2 separate regions of the Homo sapiens genome follow, and region 1 is linked to region 2. A link is an interaction called in ENCODE POLR2A ChIA-PET data of the cell type or tissue named here. Cell type or tissue: PC-9. All regions are shown on one strand. Each heading gives the region's core, and the rest is flanking DNA. Links, peaks and the distances in the headings are about the cores only.

Region 1 (5,376 bases), core at 234-5,233, 86 kb after region 2:
TTTTTGTATTTTTAGTAGAGATGAGGTTTCACCATGTTGGCCAGGCTGGTCTCAAACTCCTGGCCTCAGGTGACCCACGCGCCTTGGCCTCCCAAAGTGCTGGGATTATAGGCGTGAGCCACTGTGCCCAGCCCCAATAAGGTTGTTTTTCAAATATAAGCTATTAAACAAAGATTTCCAGAAATCCCAGGAATGCCTTTAATATAAAACAGAGAGCTCAAAAGAAACAAAAAGTGAGTATAAAGGAGAAGAAAACATCCATACGATTATTCATACCCTAGGAGGGGAAAAAAGAAAAGATAACAGATCCATGAAGCAAAGAAGGATGACTTTGAAAAGGAAAATCAGAGCACAGAAGAAAGCTCTTAGAAATAAGTTTTTAAAAATTAACAATAAAAATTAAAAACTCAGTAGAATAGGATGACAAATTTGAGGAACTTCCCAGAAAGTAGAGCAAAATGACAGAGATAGAAGACAGTAAAATAGCTGGGCACGGTGGCTCACGCCTGTAATCCCAGCACTTTGGGAGGCCGAGGCGGGTGGATCACGAGGTCAAGAGTTCAAGACCAGCCTGACCAACATGATGAAACCCCGTCTCTACTAAAAATACAAAAATTAGCTGGGCGTGGTGATGTGTGCCTGTAATCTCAGCTACTCAGAAGGCTGAGGCAGGAGAATCACTTGAATCAGGGAGGCAGAGGTTGCAGTGAGCCAAGATCGCGCTACTGCACTGCAGCCTGGGCGACAGACAGAGACTCCGTCTCAGAAAAAAAAAAAAAAAGAAGAAGAAGACAGTAAAATAAAGAAGCTTAGCGAGCCAGTTCAGAAAATTGGATACACAAATAATAGAAAGCCCTAAACAGGACAGAAAAATAGCAGAGGAAATCATGGAAGAAATAGTAACTCTGGAAGCTTGAATGCAATAGAACTATGCCTCTCACATTTTGAACGAAAATTATTTAACCCCAGTTTTATTCTCAGCTTAACTATTAATCAAGGGTGAAGGTAGAATAAAACATTGTCCAACAGTAGCAGTCTAAAACTCAGCCATCTCAACTCCCATTAAACAGTTTCCTAGGAGGTCACCAGAGCATGTGTCCCCGCATGAGTGAGCCTAAAGGGGCAAGAGCTAGCTGTGCACACAGCAGGAAAGGGGAGAGGGGTACAGGGGCAAGGAGGGGCATCCAGGAAGATGACGCAGGGACCGCGGGCCCCAGGCATTGAGGGCACCTAGTGAGAGTGGGAAGGCTCTGGGAGAGACCCCCCAGGAGGAGGAAGAATACCTGATGTGTCTGATGATCTTGAGGGAGACTTAAAAAATTGTCACGGCCCAGGAGTTTGGACCAGCCTGGGCAACATAGCGAGATCTTGTCTCTACAAAGAAAAAAATCAGCCAAGCTTGTGGGTGCACATCTGTAGTCCCAGCTACTCAGGAGGCTGAGGTGGGAGGACGGCTTGACCCTGGGACACTGAGGCTGCAGTGAGCTGTGATCGTGCCACTGCACTCCAGCTTGGACAACAGAGCGAGACTGTCTCAAAAAAAAAAAAAAAATTGTCACCAGATTTGAGTTGAATTAATAAGTAAATAGAAGAAAATAAGCCCCTTCTCTTGAAAAACAAAAACAAAAAAACAAAAAACCCCCAAAAAACCCCACAAAACCCCAAACCGCAGGCAATTATTAGCATCATGGGAAACAAAAGAAAGAAGTAGTTCTGGTGCACTGAATGGCTTGTCTCTGAATAGCATGACATAGCTTAATACAGCACTACAAACGATGAATTCTGACCTGCACAAGATTACCACGCAGCCACACAGGAGGGTGGAGGGAGAGGAACTGAATGCAGGAGGTGGGGATGGAGAAGGACAAGAGCTCAATTCTCATCATCCAAAGTGAGGAAGTGAGGAGTCTGTAAATCTACTTTTTTTTTTCCTTTTTGTGGAGAACTGGGCCTGGCTATGTTGCCCAGGCAAGTCTCCTGTGCTTAAACAATTCTCCTGTCTCTGCCTACCTAAGCGCTGGGATTACAGGTGTGAACCACCACGCCCAGCAAGAAAACCTAAATCTAAAAACCCAGGAAGCTTCAACACAGACTTGTTATTTACACACAGAGCAAATGCCAACACGATTAGCATGAGAGGTGGAAGCAGCTGCCTCTCTGCCTCTAGGGGAAGAGGAGAGTGCAGGAGGGCAGGAGTGCAGGGAGTATTGGGAGCTTTTATGAACTATTTGAGCCTTCAAACCACGTTCACATCTATGCTTGGTAGAAATAAAAATGTAAGGATTACTAACACAAATGAAGAGAGCACATTGGAGGCAGAGGAATGGGCAGAGCTGTGGGCTGACTCTTTCAAGGAGTCGGGCTGGGCAGGGGACAAGAGGAGCGGGATTGGTGGTTTTCTTGGGTCTGGTGTGATTTGGGTGTTGTGAGATTTTCGCATTTTCATTTTTGCTTATGTATTCATCTGGTTTTGGGTGTGTTGGTGGTGCTGTTGTCTTGAAGGATGCTGAGATTGGACTGGATGCCGTGGGGGCGACCCCGAAGGGAGCAGAACAGCCACTGAAGATGGGGGAGACAGCTGTGTTGGAAGGAGGCCCGAGTCTGGCAGTGGGGGTGGATGTGACTGGGAGGATGGAGGTGGGTTTGTAGAGAGGGAGGGATGGGCAGGAAGAAGGGGTCCAGGAAGGGTCCCTTCCTCTAATAGGGAAGCTTCTTTTTTTTTTTTAACTAAAAAATTTCTATTTTTAGAAGTAGGAGGTGAAGTTACTCCTTGTGCCAAAGGAGTGACCAATAGGGGCTTGAGGATTGAGTGAGTTCCACAGGATGCTTCAGTCGCTGACTGAGGCCCTGCTTGGGTAGGAGGCAAGGGTGCACCGATTCTGTGAAGACACAGACTGTTCTCAGCACCCCGGGTAGGAGGGCAGGAAGGGAGAGGGCTGTGTCTCCGTGGCTGGGGAGGAAGGAAGGCTCCCTGGCACCCACTGTCTGGGCAGGTGGCTGGACCACGGCTTTGCACCTCACAAGGGTCTGTGTGTGGATGTGGAGGCCCCACGGAGCCAAGGCCGCACACCAGAACCACAGCTGTCAGTGTGCTGGTGCCCAAGGAAGGGGCGCTTTCATCCATGCCTGTCCCTTGCACCTCTCTCTGTCCCCAACCACTCGCTGCAGACCTCAGATGGCCTCTGCAGCCTGTTCTCTCTCACAGTTGTCTGGGAATTAACTCGACTGGAGCTTGCTTGAGTCTGCTGGGGCTTGCTTACAGCTCCTCAAACACTGGGTGGAGGGGCTGCTCCTCTGGGTTTGTCCTCTCACCCCTGCGGGAAGCACATGCTCAGCAAGACAGGCTTCAGAGCAGGAAGGAGTGAACAGACCTGAACAGCCAGCCTCTTCCCAAACCTGGACCCTATGTCAGGACCAGGCCACTGTTGGGGCCAGGGGACCTGCCTGTCTGGACTGGGAAATGCTTGCATTCTATTCCCCTGAAACAATACAGAAAGCAAAACAGGATCAGGCAACTGTCTTCTTTACTAAAGTCTCATCTGAGTCCTGTTAGGTCAAAAGATAGCACCATTCCTGTTTGGGGTGTAAAGTAAACACTTTTTTTTCTTTTTTGTTTGGAGACAGGATCTTGCTCTGTTGCCCAGGCTGGAGTGCAGTGGCCCAATCATAGCTCACTGCAGTCTCAACCTTCTGGCCTCAGGAGATCCTCCCACCTCAGCCTCCTGAATAGCTGGAAACACAGATGCACACCACCATGCTCAGATAATTAATTTTTTTTTTGTAGAAGCAGGGTCTCCCTGTGTTGCCCAGGCTGGTCTCAAACTCCTAACCTCAAGCGAAGCTCCCACCAAAGTACTGGGATTACAGGCAAGAGCCACTGCACCCCACCAGTAAGTTTTACTGTAAAACATTAGTTTTTTCTTTCCAAATCCCCAAATACTCCCCATTCTGGTGCCCCATGCACCAGAGGTTCCCTGGCCAAAGTGCAGGCATCGTTGGGAACAATAGCCCTTTTAAGCCTCAGAGGGAAGCCGGGACAGCGGAGAGCGTGCATCCAGCGCAGTCTGCGTACAGGGCTAGGGTGGGAAGAGTGCTCAAGGGAAGACAGACTCACAGGGAGACAGGGAACACTGAGGATGCAGAAGTCTACGTGATGCCTCTGCCTGGCTTCATCTGTGTGTGGCATTAGCCAGGCACGATTCAGCCTCAGAGAACCTGCTTCCTCATCTGCATGGTGGAAATGATCGTAGCATCTCCCTAGGAGGATTGTCTTGAGGTGACAGTGGAGAACACGTGCGGAGCTCTTAGTTCCACTTATATGGAGAATGCACACCGGCCGCTGTGGGGCCTCATGTTTGATACAGGAGGTAACGACATTCAGCAGATGGAGCGAGTGGGATGGGGCACGAGACTGACCATGTGGCCAGCTTTCTCTGTCCCTCCTTAACCTCTTTCTACCCACCTTCCTGCCAAGTGAGGCCAGAAACCCTGCCCCTTCCATTCCAGCAGGGACAGTGCCAGTGTCCGAGAGTGTACTCTGTGGGGACAGCCACCAGAGAACTGGGTATCTTTAGCCTTCGCCTGTCAGCACCAGAGCCAGAAAACTGCCCACCTCAGAAAGTAGGGTGAAGGGCAGGGCAGGCCCTATCCCAGCATCTGGCCACCCAGGCTGGCTTGGCTGGGCACACCATCTCGGTGCACATTCCTGTCATTGTTTGTCCAAGATGGGGCACGGGCCTAGATTGGAGGCCCCAGCCCCGATTGTAGAAGTGAGTAGTCCATGAAAATATGCTGTCCTTCCACCTGCACTTCCCCTGCGGGCCACCGTCTCCTGGCTTGGTGGCAGGGATGAACCATGGGTGGGGCCCTCAGGGTCAATTCTCTTCCTCTTCCCTCGGCCAACAGCTGTCCTGGGGGGCTGCGTGGGGCCTCTCAGTCCTCCTAGCCTGTTGAGGGTGGCTATGGGTGAGCATCAGCTGAGACCCAGCCATGGTGTCTGGGAGGCAGTGGAGTATCGGGAGTGGGGTCTGGAGGGTGGGGGCTTGCAGGCTTAAGGACAGCAGGTGGGGTGTGGGGAGCCAGGATGCCCAGAAGCAGGAGTGGGACAGGTGTAGCGCCCTGGAGGAGGGAGTATGTGAGCTGGGCAGGGTTTAAGCCAGTGGATTACATCCTCATCACCACCATCGTGCCACCTAACACCCATGGTACAACACACCTGGACTGTGCTGGGTGATGGGTGCATGATGTGAGGGGCAGCCGTGCCCCTCATTCCAGCCACCGGTGGAGGTCTGTCCTGCATGATCCACAGGTGTCACCAGCTCTCACCCTAGAAAGTGGAGGCCACGGGGCCAGACTCCCAGTGGGCAATAGACCTGG
Region 2 (5,376 bases), core at 70-5,069:
AATGGTTTACACATCTTTCTGCCCAGCCAGGAAATGCTCTCCGATTTTAAGCACTCATGATTAGATTTGACCTATTTAAATAATCCAGGATAATCTCCCCATCTCCAGGTCTGTGCTCTTAATCACATCTGCAAAGTCCCTTTTGTCATATAAGGTAACCCACTCACAGGTTCTTGTGATTAGGGCATGGGCATCTTTAGGGGAGAGTTTCTCTTCCTATCATATAGAGTAATATGATACATGTTATATGTATATGTGCATAATATATAATAATATAGGGTGTGCACTAAGGTGTTAAAAGAATACTTCGTGGAGGACATGAGCTTGTCCCTGAAAGGTACGCAAAGTCTTAAAGAAAGAGAGTGGTGAGAGGGGCAGTGGATATATGGGAAACAGGAAGGCAGCCAGTTTCTGTGCTCAAGGCACTTGCTGAAAAAGAGGACAGGACCTGGTAAAGTATTATAGAGCTATAGTGGAAGATAAAGGGTTTATCCTGTAGGCACTGGAGAGCCTTTGGAAGATTAAGACTGGGAAGAAACTTAAGGAAATGGGCATTTGGAAAAGAAGAAAGTGAAGGGTTTCAGGAAACCTGGAGGTAGGAAGACTGGGTAGAATTCTGTTACAATTATGTAGGCTTGAAGAAATTGTGAGAATATAGAATCTGTACCTGGGTGACTTACGATCCTATACTTGGTTTATTGATTTTTGTCTCCATCCTTTACACTTAGTCTATTTCCTTGTCACCCTTCCTACCCTCCTCTCATCTTTAGTCTTTGGACTTACCTTGTGTACTGGAATCTAAACACATATCTCTCAGATTTTCTTAATCTCCAGTCATCTGCTCATCACTCATTCTTGATACTCCAAAACCATCTTCAGACATAAGCCATTATTGAAAAAATCTGTACGTCCCTTTTAGGTGTTATTTTAAAGCTTAATTATTTCACATTCATTATAGGAGCTTGCTTTTCTTGCTACATAGGACATTCTACATACTAGAATGTCTTCTTTTTTTTTTTTTTTTTTTAACAGACTGGAAGAGAAGGTCTAAATCCAAGGAATCAATGCCAAGTTGGGGAATTTCCAAAGAAGAATTATTCCAGGTAGTATCAGTGGAAAAACACATTCAAGATGTGCTGCAGTTCTCGAAGTTGAAAGCAGCCTGCGGTTGTGATGGCCAGTTAGAGATGCAGCAGATAAAACAGGAGAGACACCTGAAACAAATGTCAACCATTCACAAATCTGCCACCACCCTTAGCAGAGATTATAAATGGAATGGATTTGGGAGAAGCTTAGGTTTAAGATCAGTCCTTGTTAACCAACACAGCATTCTCATGGGAGAAGGATCTTATAAATGTGATACAGAATTCAGGCAGACTTTAGGGGGAAACAACTCTCAGAGAACCCACCCAGAAAAGAAATCTTGTAAATGTAATGAGTGTGGGAAGTCCTTTCACTTCCAGTCAGAACTTAGGCGCCATCAGCGATGTCACACTGGAGAAAAGCCGTATGAATGCAGTGACTGTGGAAGAGCCTTTGGTCATATTTCATCCCTTATTAAACATCAAAGAACTCATACTGGAGAAAAGCCCTATGAATGCAGTGAATGTGGGAGAGCCTTCAGCCAGAGTTCGTCTCTTGTTCTGCACTATAGATTTCACACTGGAGAGAAACCCTACAAATGTAATGAATGTGGACGAGCCTTTGGTCACACTTCATCCCTTATTAAGCATCAGAGGACTCATACTGGAGAAAAGCCCTATGAATGCCGGGAATGTGGGAGAACCTTCAGCCAGAGCTCATCACTCATTGTGCATTACAGATTTCATACTGGAGAGAAACCTTACAAATGTAATAAATGTGGGAGAGCCTTCAGCCAGAGTTCATCTCTCACTCAACATTACAGATTTCACACTGGAGAGAAACCCTACAAATGTAATGAGTGTGGAAGGGCCTTTGCTCATACTGCATCCCTTATTAAACATCAGAGAAGTCATGCTGGAAAAAAAACCCTATAAATTCAGTGAATATAGAAGGGCTTTCAGCTGGAGTGCAGACATCACTGGAACTTAAAGAATTCATATCAGAGAGAGATCCTAAAGGTGTAATGTATGTGGGAAGACCACATCTTGTTCCACATCAGGCAATAATTACTAAAGAGAATCCCTGTCAATGTCAAGAGGGGGTGGGCTTCCCCTCTCTTACCAAACATGGGAGAATCCATACTAGTGAGAAACCACGTGAATGTAATGAATGTGGGAACGCTTTGATCAGAGGATGCATATTATTCAGCATCAGACAGCCGACACTGGGGAGGAGCCTTATCAATGCAGTGAGTGTGGCAAGCCTTCAGTTACATACTGATTCTTTAAGAAAATCAGATAACTTGTACTGGAGAGAAATCCTACAAGTGTGGTAAGTATGGAAAAATCTTCAGTTGTATCTCTTCCTTTACTAAGCATCAAGAACACATACTAGAGAGAGGCCCTATGAAAGCAGGAAATAGAGGAAGGCCTTCAGTCAGGGCTCATCCCTTATTAAGCATCAGAAAATTCATACCTGAGAAAAACCTGTGAATGTGGGTAATGTGGGAGAGCCTTCAGCCAAACCTCATTGCTTTATAAACCCCTTAGAACTCTCCCTACTAGCTGGAAACTCTGGTGACGTGATGAATGTGGGAAGGGCTTTGGTGGATGTTCCACCAAAACACGTTAGAGAATTTGTACATTAGAGAATTTGTGCTAGAGCAACTCTTCAAATTTAGTGAAACTGGGAAAACCCATTAGTAGAGTTCAAGCTTCAGTATTCATCTCAAAGAGAAACCTTGGGAACATGATGAATGTGAGGAAAGTTCCTTTCCAACTTGAGATGTATAAAACTAGAGCTGAAAAGAAGCTGAGAAATCACCTTGTCTGGTGATTTTCTGCCTGGTGGGGCCATTTGTATAACGACACTTGTGCATTGCCTCCTCATGCTGTTACTGACGGGGCAGGGTGTCATGCATGGGTGCAGAGGATGGAGGCTGAGAAAGGTAGACAGCTACCCATGATCTAGCCCAGTCGTATTTTAGAGCTAATAAAACTGATGTTCAGAAAGTGACATGCCTTGGCCTATAGTCCTAACTGGGCTGGGCCTCTTTCCTGTGGTTCACAGCTGTAGTATGGAGATTAATAGACTGGATCTTTGCAGTACAACACCTCTATGCACTTCTTTCTCTGTAGCACATGTTACCTTTCTTTGTGAGGCAATGGAGTGGTCTAGGATTGAGCAAAAAGCAATTTTTGTTACATCTTTATGCTAATAGATTTGGAATTTTTGAAATGAAATGAAACCTTGTTTAAACATTAAAATTACTAAAATAGGCTGGGCGCGGTGGCTCACGCCTGTAACCTCAGCACTTTGGGAGGCCGAGGCGGACAGATCACGAGGTCAGGAGTTCGAGACCATCCTGGCTAACACAGTGAAACCCTGTCTCTCCTAAAAATACAAAAAAATTAGCCAGGCATGGTGGCGGGCGCCTGTAGTCCCAGCTACTTGGAAGGCTGAGACAGGAGAATGGCGTGAATCGGGGAGGCAGAGCTTGCAGTCAGCCGAGATCACGCCACTGCACTCCAGCCTGGGAGACAGAGTGAGACTCCGTCTCAGAAAAAAAAAAAAAAAACAACTAAAATATGGGTATTATGCACAATCCAGATCTCAAAAACGTGATTCTAAGTGAAAGAAGGCAGATGCCAGAGACCAGGTATTTTCTAGTACCATTTTAGGAAATGTCCAGAAATGGCAGATCTTCAGAAACAAAGTAACTGCAAATGTTACAAGGAATCTTTTTAGGGTGACGAAAATGTTCTAAAACTAGATGGTGGTGATGGTTGAACGATTTGGTAACTTCACTAAAAATCATTGAATTGTTCACTTTATATGGGCAGATTTTATGGTAAATATACCTCAATAAAATCATTTTTCAAAATCAAATTTACACATATACCAACCATTGCTAAACAAGTATTCCTGTTTTGTTTGTTACTTCAAGCCATCTATGCATTTTTGGTATCACTTTTTATTTTCTGTAACAGTTACCCCTACATTTACTGGGTCTCAGAACCTTGTCAGGCTCTGCTTTAAAGTTCCTACCATGTTGGCTCTGTAACTCAGGTGGAGAAGCCTAGACCAGGAGCTGGCGTAGACCAAAGGATACTTGCCTAATAAGGATTAGCTTATACTGAGGAAAATACTTTAAGCATTTAAAGTCCAGATGAGGAAGTTGAGCCCAGAATTCAGGGAACCAGCTCAAAGTGGGCCCATGCAGACAGGCTGGGTCTAAGAGTCCACAAGGTTGGCCAGGGCAGGTAGGATGCACAGGAGGCATCTGGATCTGGAAGTACTTGGACAGCTGAGGTCAAGATCACACAGAAATTTATTCCTGGACAGCCAAGGTTTACAGGAGCAGAAATAGCAAATATTTTCTTGCTCCGTCTCTCCCTTTTTTCCCAGTGCCCTTTTCTGTACCTACCCAGATCACTTTATACCTAGACATCTGTCACAATTTTGTAACTGGTCTTCGTCCAAAATCTGTCTCCTCTTCTCATGTATCCTTGCCATATTAACCATACTTACCAGTTTGAACCCAGTGTCCTGCCCTCCAAAAATCCTTTGCACGGCCTACAAGATAAATCCTCACCCCCCGTGTGTGGTATATAATGCCCTCTTTAGGCTGCTCCAACCTCCTGCTGCTCCTGACAGAAGCCTCCATTGCACACAAATGCTCTCTTGTCATCCCTCAGACATGCCTTTCCACATCTCAGCCTGCAAACCTTTACCTTAGCTGTTCTATCAGCCGGGGGCACCTTCTCTACTTACCTAAAGCCTACATAATCAGTCAGAAACCTGTGTAAATTTCCCTTCCTTGGAGAGGTGTTCTCTTGAAAACTGATATGAAGTCATATCTTACCATTTGTAATCATAAACATATTTGTTTGTGTAAGTTTTTAAAAATGGACAATATCTAGACTTGTGGTAAATCGTATCACTGTCTTGATCTATTTAAATAATTTTTTATCACTTTACCACTTTCTTGTTTCCTGAACCAGATGACAATGGAAAAAGTCAAATGGTAAAATATTTTAAGAGATTTATTCTGAGATAAATATGAGTGACCTGTAGGCACAGTTGACCAGCATTTGCCTTAAAACAGAGACCTTAAGACTAACAAAAACAGACTCTTTGTAGCAATAACAACATGACAGTAAGTCCTGAGAGAAATCAAAGTGTTTTACGCCAAAATAGATTTAAGTCTGATAAGAAACAAGTCTGACACAGCCCCAGGAGATCCTGAGAACATGTGCCCAAGGTGGCTCTTGTCAGGAGCAGCAGCAGGTT

The links. ChIA-PET counts read pairs that join two places held together with the same protein. Peaks named below come from ENCODE experiments on the same cell type or tissue, not always from the same donor. Only the 100,000 strongest peaks of a DNase experiment are listed, where the experiment ranks them.
Region 1: POLR2A ChIA-PET joins it to region 2 with 5 read pairs; 7 of 35 experiments call an interaction of 5 or more read pairs at or near these places.

Annotation. Positions count from the first base shown.
Region 1 is chr2:95,059,617-95,064,992 of GRCh38, reverse strand. No RefSeq gene overlaps it. Among named protein-coding and RNA genes, the nearest start is that of MAL-AS1, 35 kb to the right of the region's middle. RefSeq lists an enhancer at 1,917-2,106. In PC-9, for the core only: no CTCF peak of the experiment used is centred there; DNase peaks (open chromatin) are centred at 2,112 and 4,742; H3K4me3 peaks cover 840 bases; H3K27ac peaks cover 4,257 bases.
Region 2 is chr2:95,145,924-95,151,299 of GRCh38, reverse strand. ZNF514 (zinc finger protein 514) reads left to right here. Exons shown (of 5, transcript NM_032788.3): 5 at 1,033-5,376. The coding sequence ends at 2,018. Among named protein-coding and RNA genes, the nearest start is that of ZNF514, 11 kb to the left of the region's middle. In PC-9, for the core only: no CTCF peak of the experiment used is centred there; no DNase peak of the experiment used is centred there.